2 separate regions of the Mus musculus genome follow, and region 2 is linked to region 1. A link is a loop called in an ENCODE intact Hi-C map of the cell type or tissue named here. Cell type or tissue: heart. All regions are shown on one strand. Links, peaks and the distances in the headings refer to the core of each region. The heading gives the core; the rest is flanking DNA. Region 1 holds the start of Sac3d1 (SAC3 domain containing 1). Region 2 overlaps Dpf2 (D4, zinc and double PHD fingers family 2).

What was found. Peaks named below come from ENCODE experiments on the same cell type or tissue, not always from the same donor. Only the 100,000 strongest peaks of a DNase experiment are listed, where the experiment ranks them.
Region 2: it touches region 1 in a loop (4-fold over the local background); 2 of 42 quality-filtered maps call a loop at or near these places.

What each region holds. Positions count from the first base shown.
Region 1 is chr19:6,117,932-6,126,257 of GRCm38, reverse strand. Sac3d1 (SAC3 domain containing 1) reads left to right here and starts at 7,672. Exons shown (of 2, transcript NM_133678.3): 1 at 7,672-8,326. The coding sequence starts at 7,672. Snx15 (sorting nexin 15) reads left to right here. Exons shown (of 8, transcript NM_026912.2): 2 at 2,070-2,105; 3 at 2,308-2,428; 4 at 4,103-4,218; 5 at 4,328-4,475; 6 at 4,736-4,879; 7 at 5,515-5,772; 8 at 6,304-6,859. The coding sequence ends at 6,395. In heart, for the core only: no CTCF peak of the experiment used is centred there; DNase peaks (open chromatin) are centred at 7,357 and 7,697; H3K4me3 peaks cover 2,074 bases; H3K27ac peaks cover 1,760 bases.
Region 2 is chr19:5,898,747-5,907,072 of GRCm38, reverse strand. Dpf2 (D4, zinc and double PHD fingers family 2) reads left to right here. Exons shown (of 11, transcript NM_011262.5): 2 at 1-72; 3 at 442-549; 4 at 1,521-1,684; 5 at 2,527-2,619; 6 at 2,755-2,833; 7 at 4,305-4,442; 8 at 4,582-4,710; 9 at 4,857-4,969; 10 at 5,775-5,856. Among named protein-coding and RNA genes, the nearest start is that of Tigd3, 8.8 kb to the right of the region's middle. In heart, for the core only: no CTCF peak of the experiment used is centred there; no DNase peak of the experiment used is centred there.

The sequences.
Region 1 (8,326 bases), core at 143-8,142:
ATTGGACTTAGAAATTATTTCTATCTGCCATCTCAGTGCTGGGAACCAAACCCAGGTCCTTGGCTACAGCAGCGAGTGCTTTTACCTGCTGAATCATCTCTCCTTGTTTCTGGCTGATGTACGTGTCTGTGTGAATGTGTAGCACAACTGCGTGTGGATGCCTGTTGAGGTCAGAGGAAGGTGCATCAGATCTGATCCCCTGGAGCCAGAATTACAAACGATTATGAGCCACATAATGTGGGTACTGTTCTGGGCACTGAATGTAGTGCTTGGAAGATCAGGTCATGCTCTTAACTACCGAGCCACCCCTCCTGTCCCCATCCTTAGATTTTAAATGGGCATCTTAATCATGTCTGGTTTGCTGAGATCTAGAAAAAAAAAATGGAAAGGATGTTTTGAAAACTGTTGATTCTAAACTGTACAACCTTACTGTAAAACTCCCATAAGCATAATAGCAAAAACTAAGTGTTACTTCTGTCTCGGGCCAATTCTGTTCTTCCAGAGTGCCCAACCCCACTGCTAACTCTGTCTTCATGGGTATGAGACATTGTAGCTCCTCTCTTTTTTTTTTTAAAGATTTATTTATTTATTATATGTAAGTACACTGTAGCTGTCTTCAGACACTCCAGAAGAGGGCATCAGATCTTGCTACGGATGGTTGTGAGCCACCATGTGGTTGCTGGGATTTGAACTCCGGACCTTTCACCAGCCCGTAGCTCCTCTCTTAAGAAGAACTGGATCCTGGGACAGACTCTCATTTTTTTTAAATGATTTATTTATTTTTACTTTATTTTCTGTGCATCGGTGTTTGACACAGCCAGTGCTCTTAACTGCCAAGCCATCTCTCCAGGAACCATCTCTCCAGCCCCTAGACTCTCATTTCCTGAGAAGCATAGTTTTGTTTTGTTTTGTTTTGTTTTCCTTTCTGAATACCAGGACGTGGCCCTAGGGAGGAACTGGGATAGAAGTTGAGTGCCAAGCCTAGGGGTGAGTGTCTTTACCCCACTTAAGAAGCAGAAGCAGCCACATCTCTGTGACTTTGAAGCCAACCTAACCGTCAAAGCAGGTTCTAGGCAGTTCTAGGCCTGCCAGGGCTACAGAGGGGAGCCTTGTCACTGCTTAAAAAAAAAAAAAAAAAAAGGAAAAAAAACCCGCCAATTAAAAAAAAATAATAAAGTTGGGAGATGATGGAGAGATGACTCAGCAGCTAAGAACACTGCTGCTCTTCCAGAGGCTCTGAATTCAGTTCCCAACTAACACATGGTGGTGCAGCTCACAAAACATCTGCTGGCATGTAGGTATACATGCAGATAGCACTGCTAATTTTAAAAAAAATACAAGTAAAAAAGTTAAAAGGTAGCCGGGCAGTGGTGGTGCACGCCTTTAATCCCAGCACTTGAGAGGCAGAGGCAGGTGGATTTCTGAGTTCGAGGCCAGCCTGGTCTACAGAGTGAGTTTCAGGACAGCCAGGGATACACAGAGAAACCCTGTCTCGAAAACAACAACAACAAGTTAAAAGGTTTAAAATAATAATAATAATTAATAATAAAAGTTTGTCTACAAAGTGAATTCCAGGACAGCCAGGGCTATACAGAGAAACCCTGTTTCAAAAAAACCAAAATAAATAAATAAATAAATAAAAGTTGAGTATAGGGCTATCTAGACATTCAGTATACTCACGTTTATAAGATAAAGATACAGTTATACAAAGGAAAATTTTCTCAAGGAGCTGAGGATGTAACTCAAGAAGTCCTGAGTTCAATCCTTAGTATCAAAAACAAATAATAAAATAGCTTAATTTAGTAGTGCATGCTGTAATCCCAGCACTTGGGAGGCAGAGGTCGAAGGATTTGGAGTGCAAGGCCAGCCTCTGCTACACAGTCAATTTGAGGCCATCTTAGGCTACATGAAACCCTGCATGCAGAAATCCAAAAGAAAACTTGCTCCAAGCCTTAAATCCAGGCCCATTTATCCCAGCATGCCCATTATTCTGAAAGACACTGTGAGGGGTGGCGCAGTGTTGCCTGTCAGGCTCTGGTCTCACCTGGCTCCCACCTTTCCTTTCTCAGTTCATCTCAAAGAAGGACCCAGAGGATATCAAAGAGGTGAGTGTGGCTCCCAGGAAGAAGGGCTGTTCCTGTACACATCAGCATCAGTAAGGGAAGAGCTGGTAACCAAGGACAGCCTTCTTCCCTGACCTGTGCTGGAGAGGGTGTGTGCAGTCCTTCTCGGACTCTAGGATACACTTAGTGTGGGAAGGCCACTTTCCACCGTGCTGGTCCAGGTCAGTTCTCAACTGCCTCACAGGTAGTAGTCTGGAAGCGGTACAGCGACTTCCGTAAGCTCCACGGGGACTTGGCCTATACTCACCGAAACCTCTTCCGTCGCCTAGAGGAGTTTCCGGCCTTCCCCCGTGCCCAGGTGTTTGGTGAGTATTGACTCTGAACCTCTCTGCCCCAGTGTGCGGGCAGCAGGGAACTGGTCTGGTGGGAACTGTGAGTGTGATGTTGTACCCTGAACAGCCATCTTTGGAAAACTAGATGGGCCTTCTCAGATGGCCTCATTGAAATATGGGGAAAGTGAGACTCTGAGCAACCTCCCCTTTATTGTGTGTCGGGCTATGAACAGTCCCAGCAAGATGAGGCTCGTCAAGGTGAAAGGCCTTTGTCTGAGCCTTAGTCTGTTCTCTGTTTCGATAGCACAGAGGATGCATTAGTTACCATAGGAACGATGCTTATTTTGACATATGGCTCTGTTCCAAAGTTCAGAGGCCACATCTGCTGATGGCTCTGTTGCTGGCAGAGGCCTAAGGTAGCAGGGAGAGAGTCAAGGAGGACATGAGGGACAGAACACCAAGCTAGCTTTTTTTTTTTTAAAGATTTATTTATTTGCCGGGCGTGGTGGCGCACGCCTTTAATTTAATTTAATTTAATTTAATTTAATTTAATTTAATGGGGGAGGGGGCAGAGGCAGGCGGATTTCTGAGTTTGAGGTCAGCCTGGTCTACAGAGTGAGTTCCAGGACAGTCAGGGCTACACAGAGAAACCCTGTCTTGAAACAAAACAAAACAAACAAAAAAAAGATTTATTTATTTATTTATTTATTTAATGTATGTATGTGAGTGCACTGTCACTGTCTTCAGACACACCAAAAGAGGGCGCCAGATCCCATTACAGATGGCTGTGAGCCACCATATGGTTGCTAAGAATTGAACTCAGGACCTCTGAAAGAGCAGTCAGCACTCTTAACCGCTGAGCCATCTCTCCAGCCCCCAAGTTAGCTTTTATAGCAGAGAACCCAAGAGTCCACTCACCCATTAACTACAGGAGTTCTCAGAGTGTGTTGTTGGCAGGCCACCCCAAGCCAATGAGACCATCATGGAGAGTAGGCTAGAGTGCTGGCTGTGCCCCCAGTACAACAACAACTAAGGTAGAGCTAGCCTATACTACATGTAGCTTTGCCATTTGTTGTTGGTTTGCTTCAGTTTTTGTTTTTTCCATTTTCTTGAGACAAAAAAAAAATCTCAAATGTAGCCCAGGCTAGCCTTGAACTTCTAACGATCCTCCTACCTTAGATTCCCAAGTATAAGCTAACAGGTGAGCCCCACCTTGCCCAGCAGTGGGACAGCTTGCTCTGTGACCTTGGGCAAGTCACCTCCTTCTCTGAGCTTCACTGCCCTCCTGATCGTATCCAAGCCTCAAATGGCCTTTCCTGTCAGACATGATAGCCCACACCTTTAACCCCAGCACATAGAAGGCAGAGGCAGGTGCATCTCCGTGAGTTTGAGATCTTCATAGCAAGTTCAAAAGCCAGCTAATTACAAAATGAGACATTAGCCGGGCGTGGTGAAGCATGCCTTTAATCCCAGCACTTGGGAGGCAGAGGCAGGCAGATTTCTGAGTTCGAGGCCAGCCTGGTCTACAAATTGAGTTCCAAGACAGCCGGGGCTACATAGAGAAACCCTGTCTCAAAAAAACCAAGAGAGAGAGAGAGATTGGAGAGAGAGAGAAACAGACAGAGAGGGAACAGAGAGAGCGAGCCTGAAGCCCCCCCACCCCACACCAATACACACACTGCTGCTCTCCTGCCCTGGGGTCTGCAGGGCGGTTTGAAGCCTCTGTGATCGAGGAGCGGCGCAAGGGCGCGGAGGACCTGCTGCGCTTCACGGTGCCCATCCCTGCACTCAACAACAGCCCCCAACTCAAGGAGTTTTTCCGGGTGAGTCTGTCTGCTCGCCACCCCCGCCCCCAGTCAGCTCCCTTGTACTGCTTCCCGCCCTGCCAGCCACATTCCTGACCCCTCCCCTGCTGAACTTTGTCTCCTGCAGGGCGGGGAGGTGACACGGCCCTCTGAGGTGTCCAGGGACCTGCGAATCCTGCCACCCCCTCTCATCCCCACACCACCTCCGGATGAGGCCCGGCTACTTCAGCCGCTGCCTGCGGAAAGGAGGGGCCAGGAGGAGTTGGAGGTGCCAGGTATCTCAGGGTCAGGGAAGGAGTGAGTCCTCCTCCCACAGGGGAAAACATAGGGGTGGGCAGTCCCACCGTCCTCCTGGGGAGGACCTCTGAACAGGTCATCTTCCCTTCTGAGCTCAGTTTGCTCACCTATCAGATAGGATCTGGCAACCTATTGGTGGCCCTGTCAATACCCATGGCTGCTGCAAGGGCTAATCAAGACTGTTTTGAAATCGGAGCAACAGTAGGTACAGACATCTGTCCCTCTGGTCTCTCCTCAGTGGATCCCCTCCCGTCCAGCCCTGCCCAGGAGGCCTTGGACCTTCTCTTCAGCTGTGACAGTACGGAGGAAGCTTCCAGCTCCCTGGCTCGAGGTCCCCTCTCTGAGGCTGAACTTGCCCTTTTCGACCCTTACTCCAAAGAGGGTAAGGAGCAGGTGTGGGGTAGCGGAACTAAGGGGTGTGAAGGGAGACCCTCTGTGGCTGTGAGCAGCTCTGGGAGGAGCCCAGGAGGATGGAGCTGGAGGATGGAGGGAGTCCTCCTCTCCGGGCAAACTCTGGGTAGCATATCACCATAGGGTCCTATTGCTCACAGACTTGCTGTGTCTGGCCTTGGTGGCACGCACCCTGCATCCTAGCACTTGAGAGGCAGAAGCAGAAAGACCAGAAGTTCAAGGTCATGGGCCAGCAAGATGGCTCAGAAGGTGAAAGCCCTACCTTATGAACCTGGCAACCTGGTTCCATCCCAGATTCCACTGTAAATGATTAAAACAAACAAACCAACCCAGAACCTGTCCTCCAGCCATGGCATGCTCACACCTGCACTCACGCCTGCACTCATACCTGCACTCACGCATGCACTCACGCATGCACTCTCCCATGCAGCAGTAATAATCCACTAAGCCGTTACAAAACCTCCTGAGCCAAACCAAGGAAACAGATCCCAGCTGCTTCCTTCTACTCAAGTGAATTCAGTGGGACAGTTTGGTGTCCTGGGGTGGGCAACAGGCCCTGAGAAAGAGAGGGCCAGTCTGCCCTCACTCCTCCCTGTTTTATTACAGAAAGTACAGGCCCCAGCCCTACCCACACAGGTGAGCTGGCAGCCATTGAGGTAGAGTCCAAAAGGCTGGACCAGGAACCCTGGGAGCCAGGAGGACAGGAGGAGGAAGAAGCTGAGGATGGAGAGCCTGCCCCAGCTTACCTTGGCCAGGCCACAGAGCTCATCACTCAAGCCCTGCGGAATGAAAAGGCTGGCGCCTACGCTGCTGCTCTCCAAGGCTACCAAGATGGGGTGCACATTCTTCTGCAGGGTGTCTCAGGTGGGTAGGGCAGTAGGGAGGAGGGAAAGTAGAAAGCAAAGGACCAGGGGAGGTGGTGCAGTCGGTAAAGTGAGTGCCGTGCAAGCAGAAGACCTGAACTAAATGCCCAGAGCCACACATAACAGTGTGCACCAGCAGAGACGGTTCCAGCAAACGTACCCATGACAAGATGGGAAGCAGGGACAGGAGAATCCCCAAAAACTCGAGGGCAGCTGAACCTGGCATAGGCTGCAGAGAACAGAGAGATCTTATCTCCGACAGACGACAGACACGGTGATAGGGGAAGACCTACACCCAAGGTTGCCCGCTGACCCTCCCGTGCTCACTCACACACATACAATACATTCTAAAGAAAGAAAGAGGGACCGTGAACATCTGTTTCTCACAGGTCAACTGGAGACACTGGGCAGAATTTTCCCTTATTTTTTTTAATAGCCTCATAAAATGAGGCAAAGACAGGAGGACCCAGGGAGGGAAAGGACACATTATGACCTGGGTTCTGAATGTAGGTGGGCCATCTGCTTCCTCCAGGTGACCCATCCCCTGCCCGCCGGGAAGGTGTGAAGAAGAAGGCAGCCGAGTACCTGAAGCGGGCAGAGATGCTTCACACACACTTGCCCTAAGGGGTGGACCCTTCCTGGGATGTCAGCTCCAGCACTGCCAGCCACCCCCACTGCTCTCTTTGGGACCTGGCCGTGCTTCCTGCTCGTATGACTACCAGGGGCCATATCTGTATTAACTGGATCAAGTATAAGAAAAGCAAAGACTTCTCAGCTCTGACCTGCCTGCCTCCTTGGAATTAGACTTGAACTTCTGATCCTGCCTATCTGTTCTATGTGAGTGGCATCTGGGCCCCTAACCTGTCAGTTCACCCATCTAGACCAGAGTCTGTAGCCAGACCTGGCCCACTGCCTTTTTTGTAAGGCCCTTGAGAGCCTTCCTTCCTTTCTCTTTCTTTCCTTTCCTTTCCTTTTCTCTTCTTCTCTTTCTTTCTTTTTTTTTATGGTTGGAAGAAAAAAGATTCTTTGACTAGTGAAAATCTCATAAAATTTAAATACGTGTGAGTAAAACACATGCCTGAACACAACCAGGTCCATTTGCTTATTATTGTCTGTGGTTGAGTTTACATTGTACCAACAGAGTTGAATAAGCGGTGTCTGGCACATCATACCCATTATGTTTATAAGAAGATAAAGAGAGGAGGAATATGTTCCATTGAGGTGCTTCAGCTGGCCCTTGCCAAGGCATCCTATCCCCCTGAGGGACCAGCCAAGCGATGGTAATAGTAGAATTTATTCAGGACATGGGAAGGGGAGTTAAGAGGGTACTAGAGGCAGAGAAAGGCAGAGAGAGGAGGGGGGGAGAGAGAAGTAGAGGAGTAGAGAATTAGAAGCTGGCCATGAGCACAGGGAGGGGGAGGGGCAAGGGACTAGAGCAGGAGCAAGAAGGCAAGAGAGAGGAGGGGGCAAGCAGCCCCTTTTATAATGGGTCAGGCCTACCTGACTGTTGCCAGGTAGCTGTTGGGTGGAGCCTACCTGGTTGTTGTCAGCTAACTGTGAAGTGAAGCTTAGACAGAATGCTAATAATAACTATGAATGAGTGGCCGCGCCTTTAATCCGGGAATTGGAAGGCAAAGAGACAGGCGGATCTCTACTGAGTCAGCCTGGTCTATATAGTGACTTCCAGACCATGCAAAGGTACACAGTTAAAACAAAACGCATAGGGAAACAATGAAGAATGACAGGCACGCAGCACTAGCTGAGTGTGTTAAAGAAATAATAGACACGTACGTAAAGCAGGACTTGCTACTTCGAGAGCCCTAAGAACAAAAAGCTAAACCAACAAATCCCAGCCCTGGGGAGGTGTGGCCTGCGTCGCGGGACTACAAACCGATGCATCATGGGACGATTTAAGGGGGAAAACCGAAGCCAGGCGCGATGGATTATGGGAGGCGTTTCTAAAGGCCGCGGGAGCGGCAAATCGAGAAAGCCGCGGCAGGCTGCGTTTGGCCAGACTGGGGCTCGAGTCTGTCCCTCGAGCCCACGGCAGGATGCAGTGCCGCGCTTCCGCTGGCCCGGCGATGCTGAGTGTGCGTCCTCTACCCACACCCCTACCATGTCCGGCTGCAAACTACCCATGGGCCTGTGCCCAGACATGTGCCCGGCCGCCGAGCGCGCCCGACGCGAGCGCGAGCGCCGCCTGCACCGACTGGAGGTGGAGCCAGGCGGCCGTGGGAACGCTCCCCGAGCCGACCCCAAGCGCACAGTGAAGGAGTACAGCCGGCCGGCAGCGGGCAAACCCCGGCCCCCGCCAAGCCTGCTGCGGCCGCCGCCAGTGCTCTTAGCCACCGTGCGTTATCTGGCCGGTGAGGTGGCTGGCCGCGGCGACGTGTCGTGCGCGGAGGTGGCGAGCTTTGTGGCCGACCGCCTGCGCGCAGTGCGGCTAGATCTGTCGCTGCAGGGCGTGGACGACGCGGACGCAGCGACAGTGCTGGAGGCTGCGCTGGCCACGCTGCTGGCCGTGGTGGCGCGGGTGCGGCCAGAAGAGACGCGCG
Region 2 (8,326 bases), core at 219-8,218, 220 kb after region 1:
TCCTGGACTCACAGACTGGAGTAGCCCAGAGCAATTGTTATATCTGGATGGAAAAGCGACACCGGGGACCAGGTAAAGTTTCAGGCTTTGGGAAAGGTGACACAGGAGCACAAGAAAGTGTCTGTTGTCCCTCAGGAGATGGGGTAGTTGAAGGCTCCTCCACTGCTCACCCCAGTAGATGAGAATGGAGAGGACGAAGCAGCCAGCCTTTGTTTTTGGCCTCTGAAGCAGCTATGATCTCCCGATGACTAAGAACAGCTGCGTACTTCTGCTGATATCTGTTTTTCTTTTCCATGAAGTATCCCCACCTGGCCCAGGCTCACGTGTTCTGTATCACTCCCTTGCTCTAGAACTCAACAGAGTTCTCATCCACAAAATGTTTGCCATCATTTTTTGGGGCTGGATTAGGGCTTAATTGTTCTTCCTTCCTCTCTTCCACAGGATTGGCCTCTGGACAGTTATACTCCTATCCTGCCAGACGCTGGCGGAAAAAGCGCCGAGCCCACCCACCTGAGGATCCCAGGCTTTCTTTCCCATCGATTAAACCAGGTAGAGGCTGGGGGGTGGGAGGGCTCAGTTGCTTAGAGTACTCGCTTAGCATGCACAGGGCCTGGGTTTAATAGCCAGTTTTGCATAAATGGAACATGGTTGTTTATTCCTATGTAATAATAGCATTGAGGAGGTTGGGGCAGGAGGATCAGAAATTCAAGGTCATTCTCTACTAATTGGAAGTTTGAGACCAGCCTGGGCTACATCAGAGCCTCAAAAAAACAAACAAAATCATGAAATTATCTCAAAATAATATGGACTGGAGAAGTGTCCTAGTGCTTGGTGTGTGAACACAAGGGTCTAAATTCTAGAGTTTATACAAAAATATCAGTGTAGTGCTGGGCAGTGATGAGCCTTTAATCCCAGCATTGGGAGGCAGAGGCAGGCCTGGTCTACAGAGTGAGTTCCAGGACAGCTGGGGCTATACAGAGAAACCCTGTCTCGAAAAACAAACAAACAAACAAACAAACAGCTCAGTTGGCCGACATTTTCCTATAATCCCAAAACTATGAGTACAGCACTGTGCCTTCTAGCTGCCAGTCTAACTCAGGGTTCAGTGAGAGCCTCCAAGGCAATACGCAGAGTGTGATAGAGCAGGACACCCAATGTCCTTCTCCAACATGTGTACCCACATGTGTTCATGGACCATACAGACATACACTACATACACATGCACCAGATGAACCAAGTGAGGGGCTCCCTTCCCAAGCAGGGCCCTGGGCTGTGTGACAAGGCTTGCTGAGCACAGCTTTCCCACACACAGCTCTGAGTTAGAGCTTGCAGACTGTGCTTTCGTCCCTCCCGGAGCTTGCTGGCTTAGTGAAAACAGGTAAGTAAAGCTGTATTCCAGGGCCGGCTGAACAGATCGTCTCGGTTCCTGGAGAACGGAAGTGGCTGGGTTTGACTTGGCCCCACATGGTGTAGGTTCAGCTTCAGCCCTTCTCAGTTAGCTTCGTCTTGGCTTGTTGCAGACACTGACCAGACTCTGAAGAAAGAGGGGCTTATCTCTCAGGATGGCAGCAGTTTAGAGGCTCTGTTGCGTACTGATCCCCTGGAGAAACGGGGTGCCCCAGATCCCCGAGTTGACGATGACAGCCTGGGCGAGTTTCCTGTTAGCAACAGTCGAGCACGGAAGGTCTGTTATTGCCATGGCTAGAGGACTTTAATAGGACCAGCCTCTTCTTTGTGGGTTGGGAGGTTTGTCCAGTTAGAATTGAAGCAGAACATGGTAGGACACATGCTTGTTGATGTGTATGTAAGCCCTAGCACAAAAACCAAAAACAGCTGGAATGGAAGCTGAAGTTGCCCTGCAGTCCTGTGCTCTGCTGGCCACCAGCCCTGACTGCCTAGCCTTCTACACTCCTCTTCCCAGTACAGGCTCACCCACGCTCTCTCTCACAAGGTTTTGTTAGAGACTTAGATACCTGGAGTTACGTAGGTGAAGCACAGTTGGTTCACACCTGTCAACTGGGAAGTTATGCTAAGTTTAAAGATGAGAATAGCTACAGATAAGCCAGATACTGTGCTAAGTATTTTTCCGTATGCTTCCTCTTGTATAGCCTTGTGAGGTAGGTCCTGTGGTTCCCATTTCATGGACAAGGAGGCAGAAGCAAAACAGTTAAAAACTTCCTCAAGGTCAAGTAAGCAGCAAAACTCATTGAAAGTAGGACATGAAAGTTGGAAGCAGAGCAGGCAGGACAGGATGTGGCTGCCTGGGGTACCAGAGAGCTTTATGGAAACTGTTTGGGCTCTGAGAGATGGGGGACAGGCATTCTAGATTAAGGGAGCAACTTGAAGAGGCACAGTGGAAAGCAAGCATTCACGGAAGCAGGACTGGGGTGCAGGGTGAGGAACGGTTCTGGGTAAGGCTAAGCCCCACAGGAGCTTCTGGGTGGTTCCAAGTGGCTAATTCTCTATCATGAGGGCGCTTTGGGATGTGTTTGAGTTCCGCTCATTCACATGTTGTGCTCCACTCAGCGGATCATTGAACCCGATGACTTCCTTGATGACCTTGATGATGAGGACTATGAAGAAGATACGCCAAAGCGTCGGGGGAAGGGGAAGTCCAAGGTGAGAAGCTAACGTGCTCCTAAGAAGGAGGCCGGCCGGTCTTCAGAGACCAGCCTTTAGTTTTGCTTTCTGCCTTGCTCTTCTAGCCAAGGCACGTTGGTGAGGGCATCGTCATCGTTTTGGTTTTCTTGGCAGAGTAAGGGTGTGAGCAGTGCCCGGAAGAAGCTGGATGCTTCCATCCTGGAGGACCGGGATAAGCCCTATGCCTGTGACAGTGAGTGCCACCTGAGGGATGGGTAGTTCTCGCTTGGACCCAGCTCCTGCTCTGGATGTGAGAGGAGGGCGGGCCATGGTCTTGCACTGAATGGTAAAACAAGCCTGGGTTTTTGTCCTGCCTGCCAACCTGGCCTTTGCTTAACAGTGGGTGGGACCTGCATGCTCTGGGGCGAGGTTTCTATGGGTCCTGGGATGGGAGGATGAGGGAACTCAAAGCAGACAGGGTTGGCCTCACAGTGGGCAGCATCCAGATCTGCTGCCCCATCAAGGCAGGGCACAGGGAGCCAGCCCTGAGGGTTAGTGTCTGTCCTCTGTCCCTTTGCTTTGGCTTACCCTACTTCTGTGCCTCCAGCCTGAAGTGCCACTGCTGGGGTCCTCTCTCACTCGCTCTGTTTTCCTGCTGCTGCCGCCCTGTCTCAAATGTATCAAGGCCTTCTTCTCATGACTTTTCTTTCTGTCTTTCAGATAGTTTCAAACAAAAGCATACCTCGAAAGCGCCCCAGAGAGGTAGCTCTCTCAACTTTTCAGACTTGTGTTTTCCTGTCCCTTTTCCCTCTTCCCCTGTTCCTCCTGCCTTTCTCATTTCCTGTGATACTGGCTTTGGAATCTCTGCAACGGTATGAGGGTAGTGCTGTGGAACCCCAGGTGTGCTCCGTTCTCAGTCCTAGCAGCTGTCTTTACCATTGCTTATCTCCCACAGACTTACTCCTATGGTCACTTGGCCTAGTATTAACAGAACCCCTTATGGATAGATGTCATCTGATGTTCCCCAACCAGACAGCAGGTGGTCAGCTCATGCTTCCACCGTCATGCCGCCACCTCCTCCCATCCTCCCATTCCTTCCTGCTGGCCCCCTTACCCCTCTTGGTGTCATTGCTCAAGATAAAATGCCATGTAATCTTTCCTTGCTGGTTGGCAGGGGCTGGGCAGGGCACTAGTGTGGGGATGTATTTCAGTTTCTTTGGGGAAGTTATCCTGGCTGGCAGTTAGTAAGTGTTCACCAAGAAACCCACCCTCAGCCTTTCATCTGTTTAGTTGGGATTGGTACACACAGGGTGGCATGAACCTGCCACATTTACATGGCAGAAAAAGAGGCTGACATCTCTTTGTTACGTTTCCCCTTTTGCCATAGGCCAGACTGTAGAACTTTACAGACCTGGAGCTCCCAGACGGTTACTACTTCTGGGGCAAGTTGATGCAGCATGGGTTAAGTCCTTCTAAAAGCCAGCATAGAAAAATGTCGGTAGCTATTGTGTTTTAGAGAGGGAAGAGAATCCAAGAAACTAAAGAGGTCCAGAGACTGATGCTCTTGGCTGAGGGGAAGGGGCCATCACTAAAGCTTGTCCCAGAGTAGAGATACTGGGGGCAGAGATGTCCCATGGGCCTCATTTGGAGCTTCAGAGCTTGTCAGAGTGGAGAAGTAGCACCTTTGTGTCCTAATAGTTCTCTGCAATCTTTCTCCCGCCCAGTTTGTGGAAAACGTTACAAGAACCGACCTGGCCTCAGTTACCACTATGCCCACTCCCACCTGGCTGAAGAGGAAGGAGAGGACAAAGAAGACTCCCGACCCCCCACTCCTGTGTCCCAGAGGTCTGAGGAGCAGAAATGTAAGCTGAGCTGTCAGGGCAGGCACGCAGGAGAGGAAGCAGCCTGTTTATAAAAGCCTTCATAGAGTTCATAGAGAGAGTGGAGGATATCCCAGGGTTCCCTTGAGAATCATCAGAATTTTTTTCTTTTTCCCTATAGCCAAGAAAGGACCTGATGGATTGGCCCTGCCTAACAACTACTGTGACTTCTGCCTAGGAGACTCAAAAATCAACAAGAAGACAGGGCAGCCCGAGGAGCTAGTGTCCTGTTCCGACTGTGGCCGCTCAGGTACCTCCATCCTCAAAGAGCAGACTGTACTCCGTGCCCAGGAACCTCCTGGGCTGCTTCCTTGAGTGCTGTTATAATCAGGCAACCTCCCTTACCCACTCCCCACCCTGGTTTCCAACCACTTACTTGACTCCCCTCCTCCACAGGGCATCCGTCCTGCCTGCAGTTCACCCCTGTGATGATGGCGGCCGTGAAGACCTACCGCTGGCAGTGCATCGAATGCAAGTGCTGCAACCTCTGCGGCACGTCGGAGAACGATGTGAGTGTCGCTGAGCCTGCCTGGCTCCGTCAGAAGGCACCTGCTCCTCCCTAACTCCCTCCTGGGAACTTTATACTTGTTTTAAAATATCTGTTTCTTGGGCACCAACAGTCAGACAGTGTTCTTAGCTCTCGGGTCAATAAATAAGACAGAGAAGTTAGTGCTTTGATAGAATTTGTGTACTTGGGGAAACAGAGTTTTGTATGATACACCTTGAAGAAAATGAAACTAGTCATGTGCCAAAGAGTTAACTGGATGCTGATAGAGGTTTGTAGCTGTATTTGCTTCTGGAGGAAGTGAGGTTGCTGTTGGAGTTTGGATAATACAAGGAGCCAGTCCCAGAAAGTATGGCTAGTGCAGAGGCCTTAAGGTGGGCCAGCTGGCTGTAATGAGGCCATTGTTATCCACTAGATCTTTCCTGTGGTGGGAAGGTGAACAGAGGCAGGGCTCGGCGGGACTTTGTAGGATCTTGGGACCATTTGAGCTCAGTGAGGAGTCCTGGACCTGGTGCACATTAAGCACCTAAGCTCTGCCCTATGCTTAGACCTTGAGGATGTTATCTGAGGCTCTTTATTAAGGGGGTTATATGCTCTGTCTCATCTTTTCAAAAGGTAACTGGCAGCTCTGTGGAGAAAAGATTGTAGGGAAATAGTAGGCTTTGTGATCTGTTAGAGTCCAGATAGACTGTGATGGACAGACTGACAATCGACCTTTGCTGCTACTAGTCCCTCTTGGAAGCAGCAGCAGTGTCGTAACTTAGGCACATAAACCATTGCACCTTTGTTCGTTCTCCTTACTTCTGCAGGACCAGCTACTTTTCTGTGATGACTGTGACCGTGGCTACCACATGTACTGTCTCACTCCTTCCATGTCTGAGCCTCCTGAAGGTAAGTGGCCTGGATCTACTCAAAATACTTTATCCCAGAAAGATCCACAGCACTCAAGTAAAATATCGATACTGAAATTTGTGACTTATCATAGACCTGTAATTGTATGGGTTTCAGCATTCTATGTCTAACAGCATAGATTTCATAATAGAATGACATGTGGTAGATTAAAGCAAACATTTAATGAGTCTGGAGAAGTGGCTCAGCAGTTAAGAGCACTGAATGATCCTCCAGAGAGCCTTGGTTCAGTTTCTGTCACCTGTTGGCCATTCACCATGGTCTGTAATTCCAGTTGCACAGTCTCCTTCTCTGGCCTCTGCAGATACCAGGCATGTACCTGTGCACAGATCTTTTCTATCTTAGTACTACAAAGGGCTTATTTTCTTTCTTTTGCTTTTTGTAGTACTAGAGATAGAACCCAGAATCCTGTACATGCTGGCCAAATGTCCCACTGCTGAGCTATCTCCCTATATCCCTAACTCTTGCCATTTTTATTTATTTATTGATTGATTGATTTATTATATGTAAGTTCACTGTAGCTGTCTTCAGACACCACAGAAGAGGGCATCAGATCTCATTATGGATGGTTGTGAGCCACCATGTGGTTGCTGGGATTTGAACTCAGGACCTTTGGAACAGCAGTCGGGTGCTCTAACCGCTGAGCCATCTCACCAGCCCTCTTGCCATTTTTTTATTCAGAGTGCTGTACAGTTGATCCATAGCACTTGTGTAGAAGTCAAGTCTCCATTCACTGTGGGCTCTGGAGAGGATCAGGTCATCAGGCTTCGAGCCGTCTCTCCATCCCACACTTGTACTTTTTGTTTTGAGACAGGGTCTCACTAAGTTGCATAAGGTAGCCTGAGCTAGCTTGGTAGCCCAGGTAGCCAGCCCTTGAACTTGAAATCCTCCTGTCTCCGTCTCTAGAACAGTTGGGTTAGACTTGATGCAATCATATGTCTTTGGAGAGATAAGCTATTTCCTCTGGAGTATTCTCCAAACCACATACATAAAATTATGCTTGTATATTCTATATTAAGATTTAGCCAGGTGGTGGTAGTGTGCCTTTAATCACAGCACTCAGGAGGTATAGGCAGGTGGATTTCGGAGTTCAAGGCCAGCCTGGAATATAGAGCTAGTTCCAGGATAGCCAGGGCTACATAAAGAAACCTTGTTCGCAACCCCCTATCCTCAAAATAAGTAGTTTTACTTCTCAAGAAAACGGATCAAACTGAAATAAATACCAATAATGTTTTAGCAAGCTATTTTTCTTGCACAGAACAATTATTTTCTGTTTATCAGTTTTCTTTTTCTTTATTTTTATTTTTTATTTATTTTTGTTGTTGTTGTTTGTTTAGTTTTTTAGGCAGGGTAATTACTCAAAAGAGATCTACCTCTGTTCCCTAAGAGCTGCAGTCATAGGTGTGCACCACTGTGCCTGGTTATTTCCTGTTTCTCTATGAAATTAGGCTTGGGTGATAAGGGGTGCTTGGGGGATACACAAGTTCACTTCTTTCTCTGTTTTCTGCTGAAACACCCAGAGATGTTGGCACCCCAGTTCACTTGCAGTGAAAGGCGAGTCTCTGAGTTCAAGGCCAGCATGGTCTACAGAGTGAGTTTCAGGACAGCCAAGACTAAGCAGAAAAACTGTCTTGGAGATAAAATATAGTAGTTTCTCTGAAGTCTCTTTTCATGACCTTTTTTCAACCTTTGAGGCAATGACTTTTTTTGTCCAAAATTGGGAGCATTTTAACAATCTTTGACTAGGCTGGCAAGATGGCTCAGCAGGTAAAGCACTTGCAACCAAGCCTGGACAATCTGAGTTTAGACTCCACAAGTTGTCTTTCACCTGCATGCTGTGGCAAATGCCCCCAAATAAATAAATTTAATAAGTTATCAAAAAAAAAAAAAAAAAAAAAGGGGCTGGTGAGATGGCTCAGCAGGTAAGAGCACCCGACTGCTCTTCCGAAGGTCCAGAGTTCAAATCCCAGCAACCACATGGTGGCTCACAACCATCCGTAACAAGACCTGACTCCCTCTTCTGGTGTGTCTGAAGATAGCTACAGTGTACTTATATATAATAATAAATAAAAAATCTTAAAAAAAAAAAAAAAAAAAAAAAAACCCAAAACACTTGTGTCTGCTCAGATTGTCCTGTGAGCCCATGGGCCACTGAAGTGACAAGAGGGTCTGGCATTGTTTGGGGACTGTCCTTGCACTCAGTGTGCTCATAGAGAATGGTTTTCATGTGTATTTTTAGTGTATGTTAAGAGTATTTTGTCTACATGTATGTCAGTCTACTGCATGAGTAGCTGATGCCTTTGGGGGTCAGAGGAGGGATCATCAGGTCCCTGTAGATGGAGTTGTGGGTGGCTGTGAACCACCAAGTGGGTGCTGGGAACCGAACCACATCTTCTTTGACTGCTGAGCCATCTCTGGTTCGAATTTTCATGGTTTTGAAGACTAAGCAGTT